3 separate regions of the Mus musculus genome follow, and regions 1 and 2 are each linked to region 3. Evidence: chromatin loops called from intact Hi-C (ENCODE). Cell type or tissue: left cerebral cortex. All regions are shown on one strand.

The links. A loop is a pair of places that touch in the nucleus more often than their neighbours do. Peaks named below come from ENCODE experiments on the same cell type or tissue, not always from the same donor. Only the 100,000 strongest peaks of a DNase experiment are listed, where the experiment ranks them.
Region 1: it touches region 3 in a loop (8-fold over the local background); 2 of 42 quality-filtered maps call a loop at or near these places.
Region 2: it touches region 3 in a loop (8-fold over the local background); 2 of 42 quality-filtered maps call a loop at or near these places.

What each region holds. Positions count from the first base shown.
Region 1 is chr16:84,113,126-84,121,125 of GRCm38, forward strand. No RefSeq gene overlaps it. Among named protein-coding and RNA genes, the nearest start is that of Gm41481, 60 kb to the left of the region's middle. In left cerebral cortex, no CTCF peak of the experiment used is centred here; DNase peaks (open chromatin) are centred at 4,642 and 5,215; H3K27ac peaks cover 1,193 bases.
Region 2 is chr16:84,351,316-84,359,315 of GRCm38, forward strand. No RefSeq gene overlaps it. Among named protein-coding and RNA genes, the nearest start is that of 4930553E22Rik, 16 kb to the right of the region's middle. In left cerebral cortex, no CTCF peak of the experiment used is centred here; a DNase peak (open chromatin) is centred at 3,977.
Region 3 is chr16:82,427,003-82,435,002 of GRCm38, forward strand. No RefSeq gene overlaps it. Among named protein-coding and RNA genes, the nearest start is that of Gm23355, 110 kb to the right of the region's middle. In left cerebral cortex, no CTCF peak of the experiment used is centred here; DNase peaks (open chromatin) are centred at 3,578 and 5,006; H3K27ac peaks cover 1,212 bases.

The sequences.
Region 1 (8,000 bases), 1.7 Mb after region 3:
TAAGGAGAGATGGGTTTACCACAGCCTGCACAATCAGTGATTAACTAATAAACTTAAAGAAGTGAGCTAGTTATTATAGAAGTTGTGCTAATATAAAATTGAACACTCATTACATGTATTACCTCATTCTAACCATCTTTCTTACATGTGCTAGTATACTCTTCAAATTTTTATGTCAAGTTATGACATCATAGCATGAAAGCTAATCCAAGAATGCTGAACTGTAAGGCAAATACATTTCTGGTCCCTGGTATCTACTAGTCAGAAAATACAGCATTGTACCTAGGATTAATATTGAATAAACATTACAAACAATGGAAATGAAGAATGTTCATTCCTGACATCAGCATCTAGAATAGGTATGTATAAAACTATGTTTTCATAGCTGCACATTTCTTGGTTACCATTAAACTGTTCTTATAGCATTTGTCATTTTAAATAGCAAGGATTTAAGAGAATGGTTATAAAAATTTTCTCTCTAAATTGCAGTAGAATGTAAGAACTACAGAGATGCCTCAGTGGGTAAAGTGCAGTGGTCTGCATGTAATTCCAGGTTGGCTCTGCAGGCTGACACAAGGGATCTCAGAACAAGCTGGCTAGTGAAGCCACCCATATTGGCAAGTTCTGATTTGACTGAAAGACCCTGTCTTTGTGATTTAGATGAAAGTACAAATGAGGATGATAGCCAACATGAACTTCATCCCTTAAATATACACTTATATTGTGTGTGCACACACTGTAGTTAACATTCATATGCACAGGCATACCATATACACATATCAATGGATCATGAAAGCAAGAACTATGTCTTCTATAAAAACAAACTGATACACGTGCAAAAGAGTGAATTTCCCCAATTCAGTGAAAATGGAGAAAGATAACATGAAAAATATTAGTAAACTCTCCTATTTAAAATGTCCCTCTGGTTTTACTTTCTACTAAAAATACATTAGTAAGAACATTTAAATGACAAGACTGTCCCTGCTAAATATTTAAATGATAGATTCTGCTGCTTTTCATCATCTCTAACATCCTTGGCATATTTCTACTTCTTAAGTAAGAATGAGCAAGTTATTAATTATCATCAACTGTGGGTTACAATCCAAATCAACAAGCTTCCAATATGCAATCAGAGTGGGGCATCTATGTAGAATAAAACCTATAATCAAGACAGAACTACAGTGTGGGATAGGTCATGGAGAAGTACAGCAGAACTATGTCAGGCTACAATAATCAAAGATTTTGAAGCATAAACTATAGCTTTTTACAAAAGCCAGTGAAGTCACAGCAACAAAGATGAATCTGCTTTACTCTATTATTTAAGCAATGACCCAGCTGTAGAAAAGGGTGTGCACAAACCACTCAACCATATCCAAAGACATCAGTACATCTTTGTAAATGATCCAGGGTCTGCCATAGCAGCAGGGAGAAACAGACCACCCTCCTGCATGGCAGCTCTCACAAGCTCCACTCCAGACTGTCAGTGACTCCTCTTAAGCTCATTGCCTGTTATATTTTCTCTCCTCAATTTGGTTTTCACCTGCATGGTAGATTTGATTTATATTGAAAAGGATCCACAAAATTATAGGGAACAAAAAGTGTTTGGTATATTAACTGCCCTGAAGAAATTCCTCCTTGCTTCCTTTGAATAATAATCACATCATGACTAGCATGTCAATACTGTAGACCTTCGGCTTATATTGCCGCCATAACTATAATATGTGTTATGATATGACATACGATATGATGCTATTCTGGCAAAGAATAAAGTCTTTACATAATGATTTTTATATTTTCCCTACACAGAGTTAAGTGGCTATTCTTCTCACTTAATAACAAGTATATTATTTTAGAAATTCAGCTATGGAAATCAAGATAATTTGTTCCAGGAAATGGCCTTTTTTGTCTCTACAGCTCCTGAAGCCAGACCCTCACTAACACATCCAGCACACTGTATAAAGCAGGGCTTCTGGTCTTCAAGTTACACAGCTCTCTAATTCCAATGTCGAAACTGATGTCAGTCTGCACAGGTGAATAGAAGCTGACTGTTTTCAAAGCTAGAAAACAATCATAATCTTTATGAACTCTTCTCATATCTAGTTGAATTCCATCTATAATGTGTTAGAAATTTCAGTGCGAAAGGTGTACTTTATGAGGTAGGGTTTTTTTTTTATTTCCCCAGGATGATCTTATAACTAACTCCTGATTTTTATTAAATCCCGTTGTGATATTTTTCCTGCAATAGAGACTATGAAAAGTATAGTTCTTCAGAAATTTCATTAAGAACAGCCCATGAATTGCCTCTCAACTTACTCCTGCATGAACTGCTCAGCTTTCAGCCTACCTCCTTATTGACCTTCCCACTCCTTTATATCGAAGGAAAGAAGTCAAAGTTGCCATTTGCTGACCTCTAAAAGGAAAATTTCTCATTTTATATGTGTTTAAAATCATAAGTATTAGCTAGGGATACAGAACAATTGGAAGCATGTTTGCTACTGTGTACAAAGCCCTGGGTATATTCCTCAACTCTGACAAACATGAAAAACCTATAGTATTTTTTAAACATTTTTAATTACACAGAATTACTCACCAATAAGAAGTTAAAGATACCATTAAATTGAGACTACGACTTTTTATAAAAAATTGTTATATTTTCTAATTCATGATAAATATTGATAGCTGATGAATCCTAAATTAAGTTGAATAATAAGTAATATATTCATTGTTTATCTGGAGAATATGATGGATTAGAAAACTGTTGATGAATCTCCTTTGCAGAAAGTACTACTCTCTAATTTATGTCATGATATAGGATCAATGACACTTTAAACCTAAGTCTAGGCCACCCAAAAGTCTTGTTTTTCTCCAGATATATCTCTACTCATAATGAAGTAATATCTTGAACTTCAAATCTTAAACCTTGAATCTGATAGAGGAGAAAGTAGGAAAAGCCTTTCTGAACAAGACTTTCGTAACATAAGACGTAAGAACAATTGAAACATAGGAACTCAGGAGACCAAAACACCTTTGTATAGCAAAGAATATGGTCAGTTGAGTGAAGAGGAAGTTTACACTGGGGAAATCAATTTTAAGCTATATATCTGACAACAGAAGGCTGTTGATCAGAATATACAATTTTTTTTAAAAATTAAAAGACAGTCTATTTCGAATAATGAGACATTGAACTAAATAAAGGGTGCAAAACTGGTGAAATAGAAATGGTTAAATATTTCTAAAATCACTCAACACCTATAGACATGAGGGAAAGACAGAACTATTTTAAGATTTTAATACACATTATTCAGAAAAGACTAAAATTAAAATTAAAAGGAATGACAAGTGCTAGGTGGATATGGAGAAACTGGAATGTTTATATACTGTTGGAAAGAATGTAAGCTGGTGCATCCTCTATAGAAATATGTCTGGGGTTTCCCCAAAAAGCTAGAACTAAATCTACTCAACAGTCTATTTATACCATTCCTCGTTATGTTCTCAAAGGATTCTATATCCTACTACAGAAATGCTTGCATCTTTAAAAGCTGATTGTCTTACGTCATCAACAAATATACTTGAATCTGCATCAATCATTTGCTTAAAATTCACAGGAGTATTGATCACATTAACTATGTACTCAAATGGGCAGTAGAATTTCCAAGCCTAGTCATTTATGCCCTATAAAATATAGGAGAGGCTTTTAGTTCAACTCACTATTTGCATTATGTATCAAAAATTAAAAATTACTTACATGTGTCCTTCAGTACTATATAATCTGACAAGTCAAATATGTGATGTCACTACTTTGATTTAATCAGGAAAGCTATGTTTAATCATTATCATCACCATCATCATCATCATTAAATTTATTTATTTATTCAATTTACAACCCAAGATCAGCCCTTCCTCTCCTACCAGTACTCACTCATGCAAGTCTTCCCCATATTCCCCTTAGAAGGGGAAGACCCCCTCTGTATGTCAAACCCCCGCCACATCCTTCCATCATGCCTCTCACCCCTACCCTGAACATACATTTGCTGAGGGACTAGGCACATCCCTTTCAACCAAGACCAGACATTTGGGGGTATGGGATCCACACAGGCTCTGGGACAGCTCCTGCTGCAGTTGTTTGGTGGGCCATCATGAAGACCAAGCTATTCATCTGCTAAATCTGTACACAGGGCCTAAGTCCAGCCTGTGCTTGCTCTTTGATTGGTGATTCAGGCTCTGGGAACCCCCTAGGGTGTAGGTTAGTTGACTCTGTTGGTCTTCCTGTAGAGTTTCTGTCCTCTTGGAGTCCTTCAGTCTCCCAACTCTTCCATAAGACTCCCTGAGCCTCATCAAGTATTTGGGTGTGAGTCTCCACATCTCTTCGATTTGCTGTTGGGTAGAGCCTATTAGGGGACAATTTTGCTAGATTCCTTTCTGTAAGAATAATCGCTTTGTCAAGCTGACTCCACCAGAGTGCCGTGACATATCACTAGTAATGTCAGAGATTAGTATTAATGCCATGGGATGGGTCTGTTTGGGGCAGTCATTATTTGGCTATTTTCTCAGTCTCTGCTCTATCTTTATCCTTGCACATCTTGCAGGCAGGACACATTTTGGCTGGAAGGCTTTGTGAGTGGGTTGCTGTCCTTATTCTTTACTTCCTGTAGCCAGGCAGGACTGCCAGTGGAAGGATAAGGACAGCAACCCACACACAAAGCAATGTTTCTTCTATGTATATTTTTAATGTTTCCATTTTTACACGAAAAGATTCAACTCAGACAAACCATTTATTTTGTGGCCACATTTTTTGTGGAAACAAGAGTAATCTTAAAGAAAACTAGTAATAATGTGTAACACATAATCCAACATCAATCAACATCGTCCACCTTGTGCTAGTGACCCCTTTCCAACTATGTCCTAGATCCAAGGAGACATTGGGGAAGGACAAGAGCAGAGAAGTGTAGAGATGTACATCCATCAAATACATGACAGCATTTGGCTTCATGCTTAACAAACTCAGGCCTTTGATTCAGTAGTCCACACTGACTGTTTTGTGAGAGTATATAGGAAATAACAGATGAGGATACTAGCAAGACAGCTTATACAGAGAAATAGAGAACCAAAGAGAAGATTAAACAGTGGACCAGAAATAAGTTATATAATATAGATAGAGGGATAGTGGAGAGGTTCTGGGGGGAATTTAAGGGTATAGCCTAAGTGAATATCTGATAGACTGGCTGTGGAGGATGAAGAAAAGGGAGATGTTAGAAGGAGGGACCAGGAATCTAGACTGAGCATCTGAGTGGATGAGAGGCTATTAATTGACAGAAAATACAGAATAGAAAATCGACATCCAAGGCTTGTGTCCTTAATTGAACTTTAGAAACTCATTCTTTATGCACATGCAAAGCTAGCAGCATTCTGAGTACAGTAGATTTGAGTATGTGCAAAGACATTAAAAATAACATACCTACAAAGTTAACATATTAGTCCTGACTTTCCATTCTCTCTTCTTACCTGGTTCCTGAACTAAATAATGATTATTATTCTAATATGTTCCCCTCCCCCCATGGCCACATTTTTTGTTTCCTTGGGATTGTTTTGTTTTGTTTTGTTTTGTAACATCTTGGCCTTTTGCCAGAACTGTGCCTACCTTTTCAGATTTATTGTTTACCACTCAACACCATCTAAAACTTCTCACTGTCTGTAACTGCTCTCAGACATCTAGAGTGATGTGGGATCATCTCAAGTATTATATGCCTTAAATTTAAAATAATTGTAAATTGTTCTTATTCAGCAATATCTGGCTCAAACATGCTGAAGGACATGTGTGGTACTCTTCTTAAGCACAACTGTCCTTATCCCTTAGGAATGAGAGCATGGGAGGACCCCTGAACAAATGCTGGAGCTCGAGTCTATCATTAAGCAATATTTGCCTGCTGTGGTTGTTTTCTTTTCTTACATTATATAGGCATCAGTCCATATTCATATTTATTTTCAATCAGGAAAAATAAGCCTTCCATGGATGAAAGGAAGTAGTTGTCTCTACTCTTTTACAATCAAAGTTAGCTCTTTTCCCATGAAAGATACACATCTGTGATGTGTAGATCATGGAACTATACATATTGGAAGATTATTGCCTGTTTCCAAGAAGAGTGTTTCTTCCTAAACTGATCCTCAATGAAGTCACATTATGTGGTTTTTTTATTTTAATCATCTTGTAAAGCTGCTGAATCTCAACATTCAAGCTGGGGATTTTCAGACTCCAGTGATGCCTGCTCAGTTTAAATACTCTGCAGTGAGTGCTTAGTTCATTTGATGTTCTTGAAAATATGATCACGTATGTTTTCCCCTGTAGGCATTATAAAATTGTCTGCTTGAATTAGCTGCAATAAAACCCTTCAGATCAGCTTCTCTCTGAAAGACAACATGACTTCCACGTCCTCATCTTTTTTTTTGTTTGTTTGTTTGTTTGTTTCCTGTTTCCACCATATACATTCTCTCTTTGTAGACCAGGGAAATTCTTAATCTTTTACATGATTTCACCAAGAGATTTATTCAACTGCTTATGTCATCCCTGGCCATTGACATTCCATTCCAGACATCCCTTCATGTTTTATGCTCCTTGCCTGCATTGTCATTTCTGAGTTGCTTGGTTCTAGAATTTGTTGAGAATGAGTATCTTCAAAGTGTCAATTATTTTCTTCTGAGTTTGTTTTTCATTGTTCTGTTATATGTCAAGATGTGCCTTTTTTTCCATAGTGACAAAATTTACACAATTTGTTCTGAACAAAACAAAAATCTACTACATCCTAAAATTATGAGTTATTAGAATTTTAAATGTCACAAACTTGATTTTTCTCACATTATAGATCTAGACTAGACCACAGAAAACCTAGTTTACTAAACCTAGGAAAGCAAGCAATATTTCCTCCCCACAAAAGGTCAATGGCAAACAAAATAAATACATAAGAATAGAATATCACACAGGTTTAGATTCAGTAAGTTACTGAAAACTAAAGTTAAAAGTAGGACAGCAATTTTACAAGAAGAGAGGTGGGTTGAGGACTAGTAAGAGGGAGGGATGAAGTGGGACTATGTCTAAGAGATTGTATTAATATATAAAATTTTCAAAGAATCAATATTTTGAAAGGTTGTATGGGTTAGAGAGCATGTTTTGAATAACTTAAAGAATGTTTTTCAAGGTAGAAAATCTAGATTTAAGAAAGCTCACAAGCTTAAGATCATTGGTTACAATGAGTTGATGGCCTATGGTGAATTTTAATAGTCATTTCTCATGAAACTATGGTACTTATCTGAAAGAGACAATCGTTGACTTAAATAATGTTGCCAGGAATAATTCCCTAAAATGGTTGTATTATCTACTCATCTGTAGTCAAATATCCTGCCATTAGAATTTTCTGGCAAACAGTTATTTTTTGACAATGATAGTAGTCTCCATTCTGTCTCAATCCTTGTTTGGGTGCTTACATAGCCTGGCTCACAACTGTTCTCCTTCCCTTTCTCTGTGAAGTTCAGGTAACAATTCATCCAATGTTCTGAGACTGATTTCTAGTTTCTTTAATCATTTCTTCCTGGAACATGCATCTGTCCATTGATAAATGCCTCAAAAGAAAACAATTGGATATCTGGGATGCAGACATGCATATGTGTTCTTTTTTGTCACCATTGCATACACTAGCAAGATTTTGCTGAAAGGACCCTGATATAGCTGTCTCTTGTGAGGCTATGCCGGGGCCTAGCAAACACATAAGTAGATGCTCACAGCCAGCTATTGGATGGAGCACAGGGACCCCAATGGAAGAGCTAGAGAAAGTACCCAAGGAGCTAAATGGATCTGCAACCCTATAGGTGGAACAACATTATGAACTAACCAGTACCCCCTGGAGCCCGTGTCTCTAGCTGCATATGTATCAGAAGATGGCCTAGTCAGCCATCAGTGGAAAGAGAGGCTCATTGGTCTTGCAAACTTTATATGCCTCAGTACAGAGGAA
Region 2 (8,000 bases), 1.9 Mb after region 3:
TTCTACCTTGAATTCAGTATTTTCTCAAAATATCAAACTACTTACATTAAATGAAATTTTTTCAGCTACTCAAGACCAGTCTATGAAATGCCTTAGTTTCATTCATTCTCTTGAATCCAGATGGTTTAATTACAAAAATCAAAGAACAAAACCAAAAAAAAAAAAAAAAACAGGTGTAGGTTTTTCAGTACCTAAGATGTGTATTATTTATTTTAGGATATTGACTATGATGATAATAAATATTCATAACCTCTGTCATGTGTCATGTAAGGAAATGAAGTCATTAACCAGGTTATAATAATTATTCCTTTATGTTACTAAAATTTTAAATTTGTTCTGCTTGTAAAAGTAGAAAATATAAATCTCCAATGCTTTAATGATATTTTGTAATATTTTTTCAAGATTTTTTTATGTTTAATATGTTATATATTTTCTTTTTTTAATATTTTTAAATATTTTATTGGGTATTTATTTCATTTACATTTCCAATGCTATCCCAAAAGTCCCCCACACGCTCCCCTACCCACTCCCCCACCCACCCACTCCCACTTCTTGGCCCTGGCATTCCCCCGTACTGGGGCATATAAAGTTTGCACGACCAATGGGCCTCTCTTTCCACTAATGGCCTATTAGGCCATCTTATGATTCATATGCAGCTAGAGACACGAGCTCCAGGGGGTATTGGTTAGTTCATATTGTTGTTCCACCTATAGGATTGCAGATCCATTCAGCTCTTTGGGTACTGTTTCTAGCTCCTATTGGGGGCAATGTAATCCATCCAATAGCTGACTGTGAGCATCCACTTCTGTGTTTGCTAGGCCCCAGAATAGTCTGACAAGAGACAGCCACATCTGGGTCCTTTCAGCAAAATCTTGCTGGTATATGCAATGGTGCCAGTGTTTGGAAGCTGATTATGGGGTGGATCCCCGGATATGGCAGTCTCTAGGTGGTCCATCCTGTCGTCTCAGCTCCAAACTTTGTCTCTGTAACTCCTTCGATGGGTGTTTTGTTCCCAGTTCTAAGAAGGGGCAAAGTGTCCACACTTTGGTCTTCGTTCTTCTTGAGTTTCATGCATTTATCAAATTGTATCTTATATCTTCGGTTTTCTAAGTTTCTGGGCTAATAATCCACTTATCAGTGAGTACATATTGTGTGAGTTCTTTTGTGATTGGGTTACCTCACTCAGGATGATGCCCTCCAGGTCCATCCATTTGCCTAGGAATTTCATAAATTCATTCTTTTTAATAGCTGAGTAGTACTCCATTGTGTAAATGTATCATATTTTCTGTATTCATTCCTCTGTTGAGGGGCATCTGGGTTCTTTCCAGCTTCTGGCTATTATAAATAAGGCTGCTATGAACATAGTGGAGCATGTGTCCTTCTTACCGGTTGGGATATCTTCTGGATATATGCTCAGGAGAGGTATTGCGGGATCCTCCAGTAGTACTATGTCCAATTTTCTGAGGAATTACCAGACTGATTTCCAGAGTGGTTGTACAAGCATGCAATCCCACCAACAATGGAGGAGTGTTCCTCTTTCTCCACATCTTTGCCAGCATCTGCTGTCACCTTAATATTTGATCTTAGCCATTCTGACTGGTGTGAGGTGGAATCTCAGGGTTTTTTTGATTTGCATTTCCCTCATGAATAAGGATGTTGAACATTTTTTTCAGGTGTTTCTCAGCCATTCGGTATTGCTCAGGTGAGAATTCTTTGTTTAGCTCTGAGACCCATTTTTTAATGGGGTTATTTGATTTTCTGGAGTCTACCTTCTTGAGTTCTTTATATATGTTGGATATTAGTCCTCTACCTGATTTAGGATAGGTAAATATCCTTTCCCAATCTGTTGGTGGCCTTTTTGTCTTATTGACGGTGTCTTTTGCCTTGCAGAAGCTTTGCAATTTTATGAGGTCCTATTTGTTGATTCTCAATCTTACAGCACAAGCCACTGCTGTTCTATTCAGGAATTTTTCCCCTGTACCTATATCTTCGAGGGTTTTCCCTACTTTCTCCTCTATAAGTTAAACAACACCCTTCTCAATAGTCACAAATAATATAAAATACCTTGGCTTGACTCTAAGGAAGTGAAAGATCTGTATGATAAGAACTTCAAGTCTCTGAAGAAAGAAATTAAAGAAGAACTCAGAAGATGGAAAGATCTCCCATGCTCATGGATTGGCAGGATCAATATAGTAAAAATGGCTATCTTGCCAAAAGCAATCTACAGATTCAATGCAATCCCCATCAAAATTCCAACTCAATTCTTCAACGAATTAGAAAGGGCAATTGGCAGATTCATCTGGTATAACAAAAAACCTAGGATAGCAAAAACTCTATTCAAGGATAAAAGAACCTCTGGTGGAATCACCATGCCTGACCTAAAGCTGTACTATAGAGCAATAGTGATAAAAACTGCATGGTACTGGTATAGTGACAGACAAGTAGACCAATGGAACAGAATTGAGGACCCAGAGATGAACCCACACACCTATGGTCACTTGATCTTTGACAAGGGAGCTAAAACCATCCAGTGGAAAAAAGACAGCAGTTTCAACAAATGGTGCTGTCACAACTGGTGGTTATCATGTAGAAGAATGGAATTGATCCATTCCTATCTCCTTGTACTAAGGTCAAATCTAAGTGGATTAAGGAATTCCACATAAAATGAGAGATATTTTGTAATATTACCACATTCAAGGAAGAAATTAAACACTTTTTAAAAAATGAATGAATGTGAATAGCTATCACCCACTCTAACATGAATCAGAATATAAAACATGGACATATGAAGGCTGAAAGGGTGTTAGTGTCTACTCTTATAGTCAGTCTGAAGCCCATTCTGTAAGATAAAGAGGATGTGGTCATATTCATCTAATATTTGGAAAACATCTACTCTCCTATATACTGAAAATATAAAGAGGTGCCTAAATTCATTGATTTCTTGCTTGAATCATTTAATTGTATATGCATGAATAAAAATGTTATTATTGAAATTAAATAAAACTTAAATTAAAAATAAATTTTCTCAAAACTATCAATGGAATATATTTTAAATGATCTTACCACAAAGAAGTATGTCAACAGATGAATACTTCATTAGACCAATTTGATTATTGTACAATTAACATATGAATGGAAACATCCTATTGTACCAGGTAAGTACTTATAACTTTTATTTTCCAAATGAAATTTTACTAATCTTTTTAAAAGCAGCAAGTGAAAATATTAACCTACCAATACTCATCTAACATGTTAGTAAATAAGCACAGTGTGGATATGGTTGAAGTTTTGTTTCTAGAGTTAGATGCCTGAGTTTCTTTGCCTGACTTCACAATTTACAAGCTGTGAAATACTGGATGAGGTTCTTGTATTTTGTGTATTTGGAGAAAAGATAGAGCTATTAATAGCTGCTATCACATGAATAATGAACACATTAAGTCAAGCTAAATGCTTAGAGAAATAAATGTGTACACTTGGCAATGGGCAAGAGGCATTGTATGAATAGTAATGTTGACTCCAGCATTCTTTTTATCTTCCATTCTGGGTCAACATACAGCAACTTGATTCAGCCTTACAACTGTCACAGTGGCCGAGCCTTGCTGGAATTTGGGTCTTGTTAAAAGCCAACAACCCTTAGAGTACCAGTCATGCTACACAAAAAAATGACAAATTACCAATGTCCTGACCCATTTCTCAGCCTCCTGTTGTCCTCAAAATTACCTAACATACTGAAAACTATATAAAATAATAATTAGAAAACCACACAGACCCATGTAGATACGCAGACCTACTTCCATCCATCCTTTATCGAAATACTGATGTGAGTCTTCTACATTCATTAACAAGCATCCCACATATGTCCAAGCCACCCCCCATTTTTCTGCTCACGATGTCATCTGGTAGTTCCACATAATGAATACATTAACCTTTATCTCTCATGTTTCCCTAAATATCCTGTTTCCTGATTTCTGCAACGACACCTTCACACACATTTTTCACGTACCATCTTCCTATAAGCCTTTTTCTTCCAACAGATCATAAAACTGCTAATCTGCCCACACGAAATGCTCTCTCCAATATGTTAGCTAATTTTATACTGTCACATTTTCCAAAAGTTTAGTGTATTCACCCTGATTCAACTTTTTTGCCTTCAGACACTTTTCCTTTGACTTGTTTCTTCTTTCAATAATATTGTAATTGTTATCTTTTAACACAAGGCATGGGATTCATTGTGTGTTGGTATATGTGTGGATAATCTATTGTATAGTGTCACCTGTATCCAATCTGTGCTAACTTCCAGAAGAACACTGGCATTTGTCTAAGAATATCAGTCACTCTGTATCCTTGCACCTTTACATTTTTCTAGTGTATCCTGCGAAATCCAAGTAGCCTGATATGATAGTATGTAAAAATACCAATGAATTATGGCTAGTAGAATGCTCAGGGAAAATATCTCCTGAATCTGGGATATCAATAAGATGAGGATAAATGGGAGTAAAAGAGGAAACTACTTGCTTAAAAGGTCATCCACTCCTATAAAAAATCTCTTACAACACCAATTGTAGTCAAACATCAGGAATCAGACAAGGTAATTTTTCCTCAATGAAGGAGGCTCAGTTTAATTATATGAGATCATTAAAAATATTAAAAGTATTGATGTCTTCCAGAACCCTCTCTTCAGATCAGTGAATCTCTCAACCTTCATCTGAGAAAGCTTTATTAAAAGTGAAGAAGTTAAAGAACACAGAGATCCACAACAGACCAGGGTACAGAGAATACGAAACTGCAGAAACCTCAAACTCTAAGTAGAATATTTATATCACAACTCCTACTCTAAAGGCTTGAAGATCATTGCAGAAGATGAAATGGAAAGAATATAAAAGCCAGAGGTGATGGATAACTAACTACAAAGAAACAAGGTCCTCTGGACGAAGCTGGAACCCACCCACAGGAAATCACAACAGGACCCGCCCACAAGAAATCTCAACCGAAGCACCAGCATGAAAAAAACCTGTGTGATCCAAGCCAGACCAAACTACAGAATGCAGTTGGGAGTTGGACACAAAGTCTACTCAGAGGGGTATATCAAATAACTCATATTCTTAAATTTGAGCCTTGCGAGATGGATAAAATTCTGTGATACATTTTCAGTTTTACATCTGGTACTAGAGAATCTGTGAATAAACATATCTGGGGATTTTCCTACAACAGCAAAAAGCTTTTGATATATTTTATTGAAAGTACAGTACGAAGAATAAAAACTAATGTGCAGTATCCAACATTGATATTCACAATAAATGTTCTCTAATAAAAATGCCATTATAAACAAACAGTAATAATGCATTGTTCTTAATGGTGGCTTCTACTTCAGTTTGAATTGAAATGTTCATGTGCTCAATGGAAAATCTTTAAAAAGCCCATTGTTTATATGAAGACTATCCAGAATTCAATTTGTAGAAAGAATATATTAAACTATTCTTCTGTCCAACAACTAAGAATTACTAAATCAGTATTAACACATGCATTATGAAATGTGATGAAATCATTAATAAGCATTAAAACATATGCAGATGTTGTATGAATGAAGCAATGTGGAATCATTTAAGTTAAAAAACAAAAAACAAACAAAAGCCAATATTAACCTTACATGAACTAAAAAGAACTTTCGAGTTGCCAGAGCATCTATGGGAGACATCTTGGTCACTGGATTCCACCAAGACTAGTCTGCACAGGTGAGAGTGTGGACTACAGAAGCTAACAGCTTCAGGGACAGGCAGGAGCCACAGAGCTTCTGAGACAGTCCCTGTTTCGGGCTCCAGGCATCTAGGCACCTTCCCTGCCAGAGAGAGGTGTCTGCCCTGCCCAGGAGGGCTTTGCCAGAGAACCTGAGGGAGCCATCTTGGTCCCCTGGATCCCATTGAGACTAGTCTGCACAGGTGCGAGTGTAGACTACAGAAGCTAACAGCTTCTGGGAAAGGTGCTGTTTCAGGCCTTCATCTTCTGCCAGGAGGCAAGTCTGAACTCCAGATATCTGTGCACCTTCCCTGAAAGAGGAGAACATGACGGCAGAGAGTGTTTTGACCACTGAAACTCTGGAGACAGCTAGTCTCCCAGATCTGCTGGTAGAGAATAACAGAATCACTAAAGGAACAAGCTCTAACCAGAGACAACTATAACAACCTCCAGAGATTACCAGATGGCAAAAGGCAGATGTAAGAATATTACTAACAGAAACCAAGACCACTCACCATCATCAGAACCCAGTATTCCCACCTAAGCCAGTCCAGGGCACCCAAACACACCCAAAAACCTAGACCCAGATTTAAAGGCATATCTCATGATGGTGAAGACATCAAGAAGGTCTTTAATAACTCACTTAAAGAAATACAGGAGAGCACTGCTAAAGAGTTGCAAGACCTTAAAGAAAAACAGGAAAACACATCCAAACAGGTGATGGAAATGAACAAAACCATACTAGACATAAAAAAGGAAGTACACACAATAAAGAAAACCCAAAGTGAGGCAATACAAGAGATAGAAACCCTAGGAAAAAAATCTGAAATGATAGAGGCGAGCATCAGCAACAGAATGGAAGAGAGAATCGCAGATGCAGAAGATTTCATAGAGAACATCGGCACAACAATCAAAAAAATGGAAAATGCAAAAAGATCCTAACTCAAAACATCCAGGAAATCCAGGATTCAATGAGAATACCAACCCTACGGATAATAGGAATAGATGAGAATGAAGATTTTCAACTTAAAAGGCCAGCAAATATCTTCAACAAAATTATAGAAGAAAACTTCCCAAACCTAAAGAAAGAGATGAACATACATGAACATACAAGAAGCCTACAGAACTCCAAATAGACTGGACCAGAAAAGAAATTCCTCCAGACACATAATAATCAGAACAACAAATGCACTAAATAAAGATAGAATATAAAAAGCAGTAAAGGAAAAAGGTCAAGTAACATATAAAGGCAGGCATATTAGAATTAAACCAGATTTTTCACCAGAGACTATGAAAGCCAGAAGAGCCTGGACAGATATTATACAGACACTAAGAGAACACAAATGCCAGCCCAGGTAACTATACCCAGCCAAACTTTCAATTACCATTAGGGAGAAACCAAAGTATTCCACGACAAAACCAAATTCACACATTATCTTTCCACAAATCCAGCCCTTCAAAGGATAATAACAGAAAAAACCACTAAAAGGACAGAAACCACATCCTAGAAAAGAGCAAGGAAGTAATCCCTCAACAAACCTAAAAGAAGACAGCCACAAGAACAGAATGCCAACTTTAACAACAAAAATAATAGGAAGCAAGAATTTGTTTTCCTTAATATCTCTTAATATCAATGGACTCAACTCCCCAATAAAAAGACTAACAGACTGGCTACACAAACAGGACCCAACATTTTGCTGCTTACAGGAAACCCATCTCAGGGAAAAAGACAGATACTACCTCAGAATGAAAGGCTGGAAAACAATTTTCCAAGCGAATGGACTAAAGAAACGAGCTGGAGTAGACATTCTAATATCAAATAAAATCAACTTCTAACCCAAAGTCATCAAAGAAGACAAGGAGGAGCACTTCATACTCATCAAAGGTAAAATCTTCCAAGAGGAACTCTCAATTCTGAATATCTATGCTCCAAATGCAAGGGGAGCCACACTCATTAAAGAAACTTTAGTAAAGCTCAAAGCACACATTGCACCTCACACAATAATAGTGGGAGACTTCAACACACCACTTTCATCAATGGACAGATCATGGAAACAGAAACTAAACAGGGACACAGTGAAACTAACAGAAGTTATGAAACAAATGGATCTAACAGATATCTACAGAAGATTTTATCCTAAAACAAAAGGATATACCTTCTTCTCAGCAGCTCATGGTACCTTCTCCAAAATTGACCATATAATAGGTCACAAAACAAGCTTCAACAGATACAAAAATATTGAAATTGTCCCATGCATCCTATCAGA
Region 3 (8,000 bases):
CTCTCTTGTAATAATTTTCTGCATCATAATATTTCAATGTGCAGTGTCTCCAAGGAACATCCATATTCATTTATAGAATTTAATTCATCAGTTTTCATGTGATACAATTTTATGCCCTTGCTGTCCTGATATATAATATGGTTTTATATTTCATTAGGTTTGAACTATCAACTAATATTAGCTATTTTGCTGTTCAATATTTATATTGACCATTTTTGGCTTGATTTTTAAAAAAAGTTCCTCTAAACAAATAAGAATTATGATTCTATAAGAAATGATCTCATTGATTCTAGATATTTTACAAAGAGGGACATTTAAAAGCTTGAACTAAAATGCATACATTTTTTTTCAGTTTGATACACAGGTAATGTGAAACCTGACATCTTGTTCAGTGGTATGAGATTAATTCTTTCATTTGTGGTCCTTTGCCTGTCTTGGTACCCACTCTGTCTAATCATTTGCTTTTGTCAAAATCCTATAAATCCTATTCTGTCTCATTTTTTTAAGGTTGAGAGCAACAAGATTGTTGGGAGCCGCCCTCACATTCACCATTGCAAGATGGCGCTGACATCCTGTGTTCTAAGTGGTAAACAAATGATCTGCGCATGTGCCAAGGGTAGTTCTCCACTCCATGTGCTCTGCCTTCCCCGTGACGACAACTCAGCCGATGGGCTGCAGCCAATCAGGGAGCGACACGTCCTAGGCGGAGGATAATTCTCCTGAAAAAGGGACGGGGTTTCGCCATTCTCTCTCTTGCTCTTGCTCTCTGGCTCCTGAAGATGTAAGCAATAAAGCTTTTGCCGCAGAAGATTCCGGTTTGTTGCGTCTTTCCTGGCCGGTCGCGAGAACGTGGGTAAGACAAGATAATAGTAATGTTGGCTTTAACCTGTCAGTTTTTCCAATGTCCCATTCAATGGTCCCCAAAAGTTAGGTAAAGATTTCTGAGCTCCTGCTGCATAGTTTGAACCTATTCTGCACATTTTTTTAAATTTCATGATATTCTGTCTTTGCTCTTTTTTGCTATTAGCTCTTAAAGTAAACTTGGTGGCTGTAGTATATATGCTTTGTAGCAGGACAGGATTGTCATCTGCTTCCCTCCCTGGGAAGTTTTCATAGTACCTTCTTGTACCAGGAAAGCTGTTCCCCAGGGAAAAAGTTTTGGGGAAATGATGCAATTATATTGTATCTCAATACTTAAAATAAATAGATAAGAAATAGCTTCACAAAATATGTAGGCAAAAAGTAAGCTTTGTAATTGTAAGGGAATTTCTGAAAGAAGACCCCAGATTCAAATAGTATGCAAAGACAAAGAGTGTTTATTCTTCAGAAAGTCAGCAGGAGGGGGTCAGGCATCCAAGCAATGTGGCCACCACAAAGGAAGGAGGGAAGCTCCCAGGTCCCTTTTAAAGGCAGTAGGGATTTTCCAGTTGTAGTTAAGTCAACTTCATCAAGACTGGTTGAGTTTATAGCGTGGGACATTTTTGCACTTCTCATTGATTCATACCCTGAGGGAGAGAAGGTTACCTTATATAGACTTTTTCATATCTGCTTGAAGCCCCTGGCCAGTTGTTGGAGCAGTTGCTGATTGACTGTCCCTATTCTGTGTTTTTCCCCCAGAGGGCTGGCTGCCCTTCTGGAAAATTGAAGCTTAAGACCTAACATGACTGCCTATTCTAAAATAGGGTGAGTTAGGTCATTGCCATAGTAATAATATGACATCAAATATTAACTCCAAGATTGACTGTTGTAAAAGAGTACCACAGAGCATTGACTGTCACCCTACTGGCCCAGAGATGGTGCGAGAACAGACGGGTAAGGAGCACAACTCTCCAGCATAGATTGTAGAATTTCTTCAGATGCCATATTGCTCTAAAACTGATAAATCCTGGTACTGCTTTCAGTACAAAATAGATGAAATCAGTTGGAAGAATTCTCAACACTCAGTCAGTTGGTAAATAACTCCTCTAATCTTCACTGAAATCCCATGAAGACCTTAGCCTCCCCCACATCTTCACAGATTTCAAAGGCCAAAGAACTTGAAATCCTTGCATAATTGGGTTCAAGAGGCTGCTTTATCTCTCCATGTGAAACCTGGGATTGCCTCCGATTAAGGTGCCTGTGCTATAATTAATGTTAAACAGATTTCCAGGGCCTGAGATGGTGCTTTCCTTATCATTTTATTCTTTCATTCCTACAATAGCTGTGTTCTGAATTCTCCCTTCATCTAGAAAACAAGTCTCCCTGCTAAACATATTGTCCCCCCACCCCTAGTTTGACAATGTTTACCTGTTTCCTGAAGCTTATGTTGTGATGGCATGTTGAGTTGTTAATGGAATCCAGCCTGACATGGAAAAATCAAGATATTATGAAATCTGTTTTCTCAGTTGGAAAACTATAAATAACAGGAGAGACAAGGCTTAACTCTGGGGATGGATTTTAACATAAAGAGTGAAATTATAAATACTAAGGCAGTTCAGGTTCATTTTGGCTATCTTGTTTTCTATTACTCCTTCTGAATATCACTCTTTTCTTTTTAAGTTTTTTTTTCTTGAAAAAGTCATTGGTTTTTCAATAATTTCCTTTATACTAAGCATCATGTCTCCTTGCTAGCAGTGCACATATAGAATTTTCAATGGACTTACTGGAAAGAGCTTCCCCAATGCAATTAAAGGAAATAAATGTCTGGGATTTACCTTCTGAACTAAGGGGCAGAACTTCGAGTGGTGAGCCAGGTGTTCACAGAACTCCAGGGAGATGTAATTTTCTTCCACACCTCCATATACTACTTCCATTATTGCTAGTTTCTAGAAATTAGAATGTTCTTGGAACCTACACAACATTGCACAACAAGAAGAATAGGATGTAAACAGAAAGGTCACTTAAAGATATTTTATATGTGACTCTTAAATCATCACTACTTGGATTGCTGAAATTATTTTTAATACACCTGATATAACATTTATGATATTCTTGTTTCAGAATTTATAACTGAAATATTTACGTGATGATTTTCTCCCTAAATTACATACTGTAAGATCACTTTTGTTATTTCCAATTATTTAACAAATGAAGAAACAACCAAATAAAAATACATTCAAAAAACACACATAAATAATCAACACATAATCAACTGTGTAGATGTTTTCTGGTAATTTAATTTTGACTTTTAAATTGCAAAGAAAATCCTTCTGAGGTTTTTAAAATTTAAATTAAGGCACTACAATCCAACATACTTACCATTGCTTTGGTTCTTAAAACTAAGTGTCCTTTGAAACTGTAAAGTCAGCAGTGTGTTTGAAGTCTCAGACATTTTTGTCGCCATTTCAAACATATTGTCGACCATATAAAAGGTTATGCTTTGCCCTGAGTCCATGCATATAGAATTCTGATTGATGTCAATGGGAGCCATGTGCAAAGTTTGCAGGCACTGTGTAGTTTGAAACTTTATGGTGTTTTCAGAATATCTTTGAAGTTGAGTTTCTGTGGAAAAAAATACAAAGTTTAGAAAGTAGTTCTGCAGGGCTTATTCTTATCCACTGAGAACATGTTTAGATTGCCTGTTTAAAATGCAGAGCTAGGCTGGAATTCCATAAATGGAGCATGCATATGGAGTGAATGATTGCAAAGGGATTATTCCCATTGAGTTCAGTTGCTAGACTTGGGGACTGCATTATTAAGATCTCTTGATCCTACGCGCCGGCATTGTTTTTATACAACAGTGTTTCTCCTGCATCCTGAAAGTTATATATTGCTATTCATTTTAATGACAAAATTAAATTAATTTCCATTCCTGACATTTTCAATACTATCTAAACAAAAGAAGCATTGAAGTACCATTGAGTTGACAAACCCATAACAAACTGATTTTATATTATCACATTGAAATATATAAATTTGAAAGAATATTTCTTAATTGAGATCTATTTTGACAGTTAAAATTATATTATTTAAGGGTAAATAGCACTAAGCTTACAAGTCACTGCTGAATCTGAAATATTATTAGTGCTGAACCCTTCTGCAACCAAGGTTCTCATTGCAAGATACAACTGACATTTGTCAAATCTCACGTCTCAAACTTTACATTCTGGATAACTACACTATTCATTTTCTAGCGTAAGTAATTTGTGTTTAGATTTTCTGATTTTTTTTTCTAGAAAGTCTCTGCCACTTTGACACCTGGAGTAATTTGCACAATGCAGGCTCAATACTCCTGACAGCCCATCTAGCAATAGCTTGCTGATCTATCTCCCTGAAACAGACGAAAGTGCTGACACAGCACTCAAGAACTCTGGCTCCTTTTGATGAGAAAAATAGCAGAGGTGATTCTTTAGTCAGGAAATAAACTTTCTTCCTACTAGAAGTTTCTGGATGAGTAGGAGGCAACATTAAAATATCTAAAGAAGAGAAACTACAAAGACTAATAAAATAGGGGTAGGAGGTGGGTATTTTCCTTAACTTTCCTCGTTAGACACATGGAAACTCAGCACTTTTTCTCTCTTAATTATTCTCAAAACGAGTTACTCATAATTGAGACACATGACTATTAATTTTATTTAACTCAGTGAAATTGCATCTTCTTTCATGCCATATTATCCAAAATGAATTTTCAGATTAAACCAGTCTGAATTTTCCTTAAGTTCCAAGGATTCCCATAGAAACACATTTGAATAGGGCACTCCCCGATATGTAAAATATACCTATACATATGCATAGAAATCTACATATATGTACAATTATACTCTCTCTTCACCTTAACAATATCTATATAGATATATCAATATCAACAGATATAGACATAATATTTGTGTCTCTTGGAGTTTAGATATGGATTATTCTAGGCACAGAAGAACAGGTCTTAGACACATTTACAAGTGATGAACTGGGTTGTCTCATTTGTTTTCTCTTTTCCTAGCAACCATGACTCAGACAGGCCAGCTGCTCTTTACTCTGTCAGAGTAGTTGAACTCAAAAATACATTTGGCAGCTGAAATTTCCTCTCAGGTTTGGAGTTCTTGGCTACAGTTATTTGTCAGAACAGTCATGAGCCAAAAATGGGAAATAAAAAGACAACTAACTTGAGAAATCCACTTACAAATGGGGCAACGGCTGAGCACAGGGAGTTACTGAGAAATTGCAAGTTTAACCTACAGACTTCAGAAGTTCTTGTAGTAGAAAGAGAAAAGTATGAATATACTCATAACTACTATGTTGCCAGACCAGAAAAAAAGAAACATTGCTCTGCAATGATCACTTCAAATAAATAAGAACAGTAGATCAAATAGGCTTACAAACTGTCTACCTAAAAGACTACAGAATTACAAGTCAACACAAAGATATCTTGCCTTTTCATGACTGTAGAAGAAGGTTTCTCCTTTAATATATGTTTCCATTGACAGAATTTGTTGTAGATAATATTAAGATAAAGATGCTTATATACAACTCTATCATATATGTTTTTAAGCTTAAATCATACTTTTTCTATTCTAACTCTTTATAATCACTGCTGATACCGTCTATCACTATTGATTATTTCCATTTCCCTTCTTCTCTACAAGGTATGTAAAGATGGCACCAAAATCGACAGAGCAGCCAAACCATGACTGGTACAGCTTGAGTCCCATCCCACGAGAGGGAACCAATCTTTAACACTGTTCAGAGGGCCAAAAAATAGAGGCCTAGAGTAGAAGCCAAAAACAAATGGAAAAAAAAAGGGCTAAGGTCATGATTCCTAATATTATTCTGCTTCACATAGGATCTGTTGGAAACATTTGTATAGACTCACAGCCAAACAAAAGTGTTGCTTAGGGGATTCTGTAGAAGAGAAGGAGGAAGGATTGAGAGAGTAAGAGGAGTCAAGAACACCACAAGAACAGTCACAGAAACAACTAATCTAGGTCTATAAGTGTTCACAGAGACTGAAGTGCCAACTATGGAGTCTTCACTGGAAGGAACTAGAACCCCTGCATCTATGTTATAATTGTATAGGTCAGTCTTCTTGTGGATCTCCTGACAGTGGATGCAAGAGCTGTCTCTGACTTTGTTGTCTGCCTGTGGAGTCCTTTCTTCCTACTGGGCTGTCTTATATAGCTTTAATAGGAGAGGATGCAGTTAGTCATATTGCACCTTGATATGCCAGGATTGGTTGATCTCTATGGGTAATCTACCCTTTACTGAAGAGAAACTAGGAGTGAATGGGAGTTGGGGTAGGCAGAGAAAGGGACTAGGAGTAGAGGAGGAAGGGAAACTTACAGTCAGTATATAAAATTTATTAGTAAAAATAATGAAGAAAAAAAGTATTTACTCCATTTAAATCCAATCAGGTCCCTGTACTGTTCTTTTGGCTTCGGATACATTTGTTTTTTAGCATCTGTCATCAGGTAAGACCAGATCGACTTTCCTTTTTACATCTGTATTGACCACTACTCAGACAGTAAACATTTTCCTTCAGTTATTGTACAGCACTGTTGTGAAGTCAACATATAAACGTCTTCATGTCTTAATTCTGTTCCATGCCAATTATCATAAATTTAAACAAAATAATTTAACAAGGTGCTTGCATTTGAAACTATTTCAACGAAAACAAAATTATGCAAACATAAGAAAAATTTATATGCACTGTGTTGTGGATAGCCTTGGGGCTAATTATATTTGATGTCAATTCAGTTCTCCAGTGAGGGGTTGGTTGTGAACTAGGAATGAGTCAGCACTCAGGTGATTTCCTGTAAACCTGCTTCTCACCTTATTTGTAAAATAAAGGACAGTTGATGATTGGGTAGAGAAAAGGGAAGGTGGAGTAGAAGGGAGAGAGAGAGAGAGAGAGAGAGAGAGAGAGAGAGAGAGAGAGAGAGAGAGAGAGAGAGAGAGGGAGAGAGATAGAGACAAAGAGAGAGAGAGAGAGAGAGAGAGAGAGAGAGAGAGAGAGAGAGATAGAGAGAGAGGGAAAAATGGGAGTGGGAGAGGATGCAGAGGAAGAGGAGGAAGAAGGAAGTAGAGCAGAAGTCCATGGCCTGGAGAATCCTCAAGTTCTAGGGGTCTCATAGATGTGGAAGATGGTAGATCTGCCCAAACTAGGCATACAGCATGTATTCATGTTAATTGAGTAGTGTTTTCATTGCCAGGGCATATTTGGATGGAGAGATTTATTGCAACAGTACTGGATAACTTTTTCTCATGTTATATGAATTCACATTTTAATTTTCTGACACATTGAAAATGCCTGACCTTTTAATGTCCTGTAGATCATCTAAGAAACAGTGACTTCAAGGAAAGTTCACCTGTGCTCCTCTCTAGCACAATGTGGTCGTTTCAAAAGTTACACACATCTTAAGTCTTCCCAGGATATTTTTTAACACATTTACTGACAGAGACATTTTAAGATAACATTGTAAAGAACCGTGAATTACATTAGTAAGAAAATATTAACTTTACTTCTATGTAGACATATTTTAGAATTTTGTTTAGAAATTCTTTTTGACCTAGGAATTATGTTGACTTCATGGTAAAAAAATTTGTAAAAACAAGCAAAGAAAATGCACAAAAAACAATAAGGAAATAAAAGATTATCAGATTTTTCCTGATTCTAGGTATACTCAAAAGAATGCCTCAATAATTTTATATTTTTAAAAGTGATAACAAATTGTCTTATTTTTCATCAAGTTTCCTTTGGGAAAGTATATAAACACAAAAATTACAAATCTGCTTTATTTTCTGTAGCATACTAGACATTCTCATTTATAAAGAAATCCTGTTGTGAAATACAAAATACATAATTATCTTACCTGGATCATTGTGGAGGTTTTGTTTGTTTGAATGTTGAGGCTCTTTTTCAACTCATGGAATTCTCCCTTCTCAGCCTTCCTTGTGAAAGGGTTATATTTGTTTTCTTTTCTTTTCTTTTTCCTTTTGTCCAGGACTAAACTTTTTAATTAGTCAAATTATGAACATGTTTTTCAATCTGTATGTTGAGCATAATATTGGCACCCAGTTAGACATGAAACTTA